2 separate regions of the Homo sapiens genome follow, and region 2 is linked to region 1. The links are chromatin contacts, found by Hi-C or POLR2A ChIA-PET in ENCODE. All regions are on one chromosome and are shown on one strand. Each heading gives the region's core, a stretch centred on a gene start or an enhancer-like site at or near the end of the contact. The rest is flanking DNA. Distances are from core to core; before and after follow the strand shown. Region 1 overlaps CREM (cAMP responsive element modulator). Region 2 overlaps CCNY (cyclin Y).

Region 1 (4,012 bases), core at 1,325-3,824:
GGATCATTATAGGAAATTCAGTGATTATAAGGTTAGACACAAAAATGGGCGAATGTTCAACCATAGAACAGACCATAGCCTGGAAAAAAATTATTGGCATTTCCACTGCAAAAAAATAAGTGACATGCCACTGAGACCTTTTGTCTTTTTTTTTTTTTTTTTTTTTTTTTTTGAGATGAAGTCTCGCTATTCTCCCCCAGGCTGGAGTACAAAGGTGCAATCTTGGCTCACTGCAACCTCCGCCTCCTGGGTTCAAATGATTCTCCTGCCTCAGCTTCCCAAGTAGCTGGGATTACAGGTGCCCACCATGCCTGGCTAATTTTTGTATTTTTAGTAGAGACGGGGTTTCACCATGTTGGCCAGGCTGGTCTCGAACTCCTGATCTCAGGTGATCCACCCACCTCAGCCTCCCAAAGTGCTGGGATTACAGGTGTGAGCCACCGCACCCAAAGCCCTTTCCCTTGTATGATTAGAATTCAACCCAACCTTATGTCAATGAAAGGACATCCCACCACATTTTAGCTGTATTTAATTTAATCATCTTCCAGTAAAGGTAAGGACTTTACACCTCAGATGCTCAGGAGGTAAAGTTTCAGGGAGTGTCCATGTTTCTAGTAATTCTCCAGGATACCTGACAATGGGGTTAGGGTTTCAATTCAGCTGAAGATATCTTGGCTGAGTAAGGAACCCTGGATGGTCACCTAGACATCAACCTCAATCTGGGGCTCCAGCAGGGACTCTTTGCTGTCCCAGTCACACCTGAGGGTTTGGGTCCAAGAATGCTATTAGTAAATTTTATTTCAAATTTCAGAAAATCAATAAGAAATTGATTTTTATGTCAGCATTTCTTTAAATTGGCACATAGATGCTCAATAAATATTGGTGTGAAAAAAAAGGCAAGGAAGGAAAGAAAGAAGGGAAATGGGTTGCTTAGTTGATTACTGCTCTTAGTAGTTTTAATGTATTCCCTGGACCAGTTAATCTCAAGTCAATCAGCACACAGAACAAATCACATTTTCAGAGGAAGAACAGTTCACTTTCATTTGGTAAATGCTTACTGAACATTTATCACATGCCAGGGTCTGTGCTAGGTATTTGTCCAAATAGAACTTACCATCTAGCAAGACAGAGAGCCACAACACAACATGATATGTGCCTAAGGAAGTACAGTAGGAACTCACAGAAGGTTGCCTAAGCCAGATGTGGAGGATGGGCAAGGCTTCCTCGGGGAACGTATTCTTATCAGGCAATCGGTATGTGTGAAGAAGGCCCTGGAGGGAGAGAGGGCATGGCCTATCCCAGGAAATGAAAGAAAGAGCTGTATTACAAAAGAGGGAGAAGTGGAGAGGTAGGCAGCTATTAAAGAATGCAAGGCTTGGATCAAGCAAAGATTTGGGCCACATGAAAGATTTGGAGCTTTGTCTAACAGGTCACAGACATTGATGGATGCTTTTGAGTGGATGCTATAGACTGAATGTTTGTATCCCCACCCAATTTCCTCTGTTGAAATCCTCACCTCCAATGCAATAGTATTTGGAGGTGGAACCTCTGAGAGGTGATGAGGTCATGAGGGTGACACCCTTGTGAACAGGATTAGTGCCCTTATTAAAAAGACCCCAGACACCAGGTGTGGTGGCTCATGCCTATAATCGTAGCACTTTAGGATGCCGAGATGGACGGATTACCTAAACTCAGGAGTTCAAGACCAGCCTGGCCAACATGGTGTAACCCCGTCTCTACTAAAAATACAAAAATTAGCTGGGCATGGTGGTACATGCCTGTAATCCCAGCTACTCGGGAAGCTGAGGCAGGAGAAATGCTTGAGCCCAGGAGACAGAGGTTGCAGTGAGCTAAGATCACATCACTGTGTTCCAGCCTGGCCAAGAGAGTGAGACTCTGTCTCAAAACAAAACAAAACGAAACAAAACAAAACAAGTGCAATGCAGTAATGGAGATGTTGGGGGCAAGAAACTGCTGTTTTTAAGAACTATCAGTGGCTCCCAGAATCACTGTGAGGAATGAAGAGTTTAGCTGAACTTTCAGGAACAATTCCCAAAAAACTGAGCCAAGAAGGGAGCTGCTGCCTCTGGCATGATTAGGAGGATCAGAAAGCTGTTCCACAATAGCCAGCTTCCGGTGGCTGCCGGAGACTGTAGCCCACAGGGGTAGCCTGGGTCAGAGGGATAGCACCCAGGCCAGGGCCAGGGCCAGGACAGAGGGCTGTGGAGTGGCAGAAGCATTCATGGCTCAGCCAGGCAGAAGAATCTACACAGTGACTTTGAATGGAGACTGGGAAGAATACTGGACAACACCTAGGTTTCTGGCATCAAGGATAGTAGTGGTCAATCACTGAAGATAGGAAGAGTGGATTTTAGGAGTCAGAGGTATGTGTGGCCATCTAAGGAACCAGCTGGAGTCAGGACATAGTCACAGTGAACTGAAGCCAGCGTGGGAGGGAGTCCTTCAGGGAGGGAGCTCAGCAGGAAGAGGGTGGGGGAGTGAGCCTGAGGATCACTGAAACACTCAGGACAGGGGCAGGGGAAGCTTAGCCCAGCAACAGGACTGACAGAGAAGCAGCAGAGAGAGAAGAGCAAGGAGGACACAGTCTCAGGAAGTGGAGGAAGCAGAAGTCGACAGTGTTAAATACTGCTGAGGCATCAGCCAAGACAGGCACTGAGAATCCACAAAGAAGCTGACAGGGCCCTTCAGTGAGATGAAGGGAGAAGGAGGGCAGGGAACACTGCCACTAAGTTCAGGAAGACAAGAATGCCCACTGGCCTTGCTGTGTTTAAACTGGAGCTCCTGGCCATGATTATTTAAGGAAAAGAAAAAAAGAGAAAAAGAAAACAGGAATAAAGATTGGAAGGGAGGAAACAAAACATCACTATTTGTATAAACATTCACATAGGATCACAGACCGAATCACAAAGAATCAGTAAATTATTAGAAGTAATTAGAGTTCAGCAAAGTTAATAGATAAAAGATCGACTTAAAATAATCCGTATTTCTCTACACCAGCAACAATTAGAAAATACAATACAAAATAAGGTACCATTGTAATGGCAACAAAACCCATAAAGTACTTAGGAACCAACTAAAGAAAGAATATGCAAGATCTCCGTGAAGAAAAATGTTCAACTGTTCCCTAAAACTTAAAGTATAATAAATAAATAAATAAATAAAAAGAAAAATGTTCAACTGTTAAAAGAAGTAAAATGAGATCTGAATAAACAAGACTTTCTATGGTTTGGGATAGGTCAACTTAACATTATGAAGACTTCAGCTCTCCCTAAATTAAATGCAGTCTTGGCTGGGCATGGTGGCTCATGCCTGTAATCCCAGCACTTCGGGAGGCTGAGGTGGGCGGATCATGAGGTCAGGAGATCGAGACCATCCTGGCGAACATGGTGAAACCCTGTATCTACTAAAAATACAAAAAAATTAGTCGGACATGGTGGCAGGCGCCTGTAGTCCCAGCTACTTGGGAGGCTGAGGCAGAAGAATGGCGTGAACCCGGGAGGTGGAGCTTGCAGTGAGCCATCGTGCCACTGCACTCCAGGCAGGGCAACAGAGCGAGACTCCATCTCAAGAAAAAAAAAATTAATGCAGTCTCATCATTGGTTTTATTATTATTATTATTACTACTACTATTTAGAAACTCAAACTTATTCCAAATGCATATGAAAGAATAATCGTGCACAAAAAACTAACTCTGTATCAAACTGAGAAAAAAGACAAGGGGAACTTGTTTTATGAGATAACAAACATGTATGGCGCTGGGATTCAGAAAAAGATGAATCAGACAGAAGACTGGCCAGATCCAGGTGCAAAAGCAAACCCACTGTCTAATTAAGGCTGCCCCATACACCAGTGAGGAAACAACAAACCCTTGGGAGTGGCTCCATATACGGAGAAAAAAGTTAAAAATGAATTCCCACCAAATACTATATACAGAAGTGAAGCCCAGATACATTAAAGACATAAATGTGAAAGGTAAAACCATAAAGCAAAT
Region 2 (3,827 bases), core at 731-3,230, 260 kb before region 1:
AATGAGACATAAAAGGTCCACAGTAGTTCTCTTTGTAGGAGACAAGCACAATAGCTTTTTTCCATTTTTTTTTTTTTTTTTTTTTACTTTTCTATAATTTCCAAATTTTCTCTAACAGGTAAATTTTACATCCAAAATGAAGAGAATGATATAACCTTTCCTTTTAAGTATACTGACACATACAGTTTTTCAATTATCATTAAATTTCCAACCTCAAAGGACAAGAATTTTATTCTGAAATGGTGAGAACCTCAGCAGTCACTTAGAGGGAAAGGAAAAGGGGCTAGTATGAACACCATGAAATGGTAAAACAAACAATAAAAATTACACGAGTAAAGGTTAACTCTATTTACCTCTGAATAGGAATACTGTTTCATTCTAAGATAAGCAGGATTATGCTTGGTTTAAGAAAGACCAAACCCAGTATTATTACTGATCTGACAGGAACTAAGAAGCTGTTTGGACATCTGAGTAGGAGTTAAAAAGTTTGTATTTCATTTCTCATTTCTGTAGCATTTAATGACCTGAAAGTATATGCAGAGACCAACAAACAGTCTTAGTTATAGAACAAACTAGTAATTGCAGAAATCACTCCAATCACTTGAGCCTCAAGTGTGGAATGCAGTATAAACTACTGTCTGAAGACATCTTCAACATCACAGTCAACAACTGCAACTTCAATATGTAAAAATCATTATTTACTGTATGTTCTCTGGTACTCAACAGCAAAAAAGGCAGCACTTGCTCCCATATAAATTAATTCAGGTAGGAACAAGAAGAAAATTACTAAGCTAGTAAACAAAATATTAGTCTGACCTTGGCATACATTACTATTTGAACTATTAAAGAATAAAAAAAAAGTGTCATATTAAATACTTCACTATAACACAAAGTTGAAATGAAATTGTGAGTGAAGGAGACTGGCAGAGGACACTGCCAGGCCCAAAGTCACTGCCATTCAAGCCAGTGTGGAATGTGTGGCTCGCCTGGGTGACAGCAGCAGGACAGGCATGCCCTGACCGCTCCCCCTGCCCCTGCCATGCGTGGAGGTGAGGTGGTAATGACCTGCTGGGCTGCACTGTTGTAGAGGGTAAAAGACATGAACCCCGAGCCTGCCCTGGTTAACAGGCCCAGCCCCGTGTGGCCCAGGCACTATGGGGGACTGGCCTCAGGAGGCTCCTGGGCTTGTGGGTGTCCATTCTCAACCCGCCTGGTAACACTGTATTGTTGAGCCTAACCAGCTCTGTCTAGTGCCATACAGAATTGGCCCTCACAAAAGCACCAACAAAAGAGGAACCAAACCAACCAAAACCTGCTCAGAAGTGCTCTGGGTTTCACTCACTCAGCATAGCCTTCAGGCCATACTCAGATATCAAAATAAGCCTTCTGTTCATCACCAACTTTCCAGTCATTTTAAGACGACATGGAAAATGACCCACCCATTCTGGTCAGAGGCACTTGGTAACATTTACAAGTGCCCAAGTATACATGAAGAAAGCTACAGATAATACAGCAAGTTCTGCTCACCAAGCAAAACAACTACACCCAGGCAGTATCAGTCCATGACGGTGCAAATCCCATTTCTTCTTTCCTTCTCTGACTCTTAACTTGTTTTTGTAAAAAAGGGGGAAGAAGTGGGAGAAGATGATTTCACAATTTATATAAACACACATGCTAATTCTGGGTCTTCTTGAAGTACTTATCAGTAGTTCCTTCTCTGATGGGAAATACACATTTATTCTGCCTAACACTCTTCAAAAAATACTAATTTGCATTAGGTATAAAATGTATTTGTTTTAAAGGTACAATAAATAGATAAAGTTTTAAAAACCAAAGAAATTTGAGATCATGGGCACAAAAAACATGCTTCATAAACCAACAAAATAGAGTTTAATTCTAAAACCAAAGGACCTTAAAGCTGAGCCCCACACCCCTTCTTTTAAACAGTCCCAGAGGAAGTAGCTGCTCCAAAGTCACAGGTGCTGGTGACAGGAAGGCTCCCAGCCCACTGCTCCATCACTGTCATTCTCCAAAACAGAGGACAGAGAGAAAGTGAAAAAATTATGTCAAAAATATCTCCCACCGAATTTAAATAAATAGGCATTTCTTATTAAGAAATACTGATACACAAAAGGTAAAAGAGAAAGAAAAAAAAAAAAGAAAAATCTCCTGGTAATACTGGCCTCCCCAAGTGCCCCATGTCCAACATTCAGAAATAAAGATGTAGCTCCACAATGATGGGAACCCGCAAGATGCCCTTCCCAATGTGCCAGCAGCCTCAGAACCACAACCTTTCCATCAGAAGAAACGCTTTATCCCCACTTGGCTGTCAGCTCAAGAAGCTGACAACTCCCAGGCTGTCCCTTAGCAATCAAGCTCTCAGCCCAGAAAACTCCAAAGAGCCTCTAATGCCATCTCCCAACTTCCAAAACCATCCCAGGGAGCACACATCCCCAGCACAATGTCCTACATCCTCCACACACTGCTAAAACCCAGGATGCCACTGCCCTGCAAGGCCTGGTGTTTTAATCTTAACCTCCACCCTCTCCCTGTAAGTCACCAAAAGGACTCCCTGCTCTCAAAGTTGAGCAGCCCTTTTCTGAGCCTCATCTCCTACCTTCCCAACTCACTCCCTGACATCCCAACCCTGTAAATTCTTCCACCCACCAAGACCACAAAGCCCGATTCCACCACCTCTCTGCCACCCCTCCCCCTGCTACATCCTTGCTTTCTTCTCTACCCGACTCAGAGCCACAGCCTTGTAGTCATATTGGCTCCCTGGTGCTCTCACGTGCCACCACGTTCCTCTGCCCTCCAAAGCGCTTTCTGGCAAATCCCAGAGCTGATTAAATCTAACTCCCCATCTCCTCTGCCCCAAGCAGCTGTACACAGCTGGAGGAGATGCAGAATCCTGCTGACTGGTCCCACCGTAAACTCTTGACACCCTACTCAGGTAGGCCCTGAGTGGTGCGAGATAGCATCATTGGAAAGGCCCTTTTTGTCTCTCCCCCAACCTCCAACACTCCCTGGCACTCTCAACTTACTGTCCGTTCAGCTGAGAAGACAGAGGCCAGGAGAAGCACTGCAGCCTTCTTGCCTCCATTGTGCTCACCCTGCCATCTCTGCTCCCTGCACCTCTCTGACCTGTGGTCCCTAAAAAGGTACCTCCCTGGGGCCGGCCCCCCTACTCGGCAATGGATCCCTGCCCCTCCCACCCTCTCTCTCCTGCATCATGCATTTCCCATCAGCACAGGCACGCGTAGTAATTACTCTCATTCCAAAAACCGAACTACAGCTCTCAACCAGCCTCCCCCTCTGCAGCCTTCCCTCTATTTCTTTGCTTCCTGTTCAGCCAGGCTCCTGCGTGCTCCAGTTCCTCCTCCCTGTTCTCTCTGGAACCCTGCCCAGTAGGGCCATTGCTCCCACCCCCAACTCTCCAGCTCTTACCAAGGCCACTGCTAATTCAATGGCCACATCTCAGTCCTTATCTTACTAGAGATGCCCACTTTCTCCTCAAAATGTCTCCCTCGCTGACTGCCGGGACCATCTCTCTCTCTTCACCCCCCTCCCTGCCCCTATCTCTGCCCCTCCTCAGCTCCTTCTCACACACACCTCTGCTGCTTCCTTGTCCCTTCCCTCCTCGCTGCGTGGTGACCTCAGCCACAAGACTGTAATGAATACCCTCAGTATGCCAATGGTTCCCATGCTATTATCTCCAGCACTGACTCCACTGAACTCCCATGCTGCCCGTTCAGCTCCCCTGTTGACTAACATGTAAATCAAAATCAACAGGCTCAAGACCTGTTCCTTCCAGTCTACATCAGTCA

The links. Hi-C counts contacts between places; a loop is a spot of excess contacts on that map. ChIA-PET counts read pairs that join two places held with the same protein, here RNA polymerase II (POLR2A). Pooled maps may share reads with other maps.
Region 2: a map of CD14-positive monocyte shows a loop between it and region 1 (2.2-fold over the local background). The contact joins two enhancer-like sites. A Hi-C loop is called at or near these places in 1 of 168 maps with a recorded cell type or tissue (CD14-positive monocyte) and 9 of 50 pooled maps. POLR2A ChIA-PET finds 5 or more read pairs at or near these places in 5 of 52 experiments (AG04450, CD4-positive, alpha-beta T cell, activated T-cell and 1 more).

The regions. Positions count from the first base shown.
Region 1 is chr10:35,190,258-35,194,269 of GRCh38, reverse strand. The region is part of intron 6 of CREM (cAMP responsive element modulator); the gene reads right to left. Among named protein-coding and RNA genes, the nearest start is that of LINC02634, 52 kb to the left of the region's middle. Within about 2 kb of position 2,574, at least 11 of the 41 ENCODE cell types and tissues checked have a DNase peak (open chromatin) inside an H3K27ac peak, as active enhancers do; they include CD14-positive monocyte, where a contact is called at or near this core.
Region 2 is chr10:35,449,029-35,452,855 of GRCh38, reverse strand. All of the region lies in intron 1 of CCNY (cyclin Y), which reads right to left. Among named protein-coding and RNA genes, the nearest start is that of CCNY, 110 kb to the right of the region's middle. RefSeq lists a silencer at 1,268-1,397. Within about 2 kb of position 1,980, at least 10 of the 41 ENCODE cell types and tissues checked have a DNase peak (open chromatin) inside an H3K27ac peak, as active enhancers do; they include CD14-positive monocyte, where a contact is called at or near this core.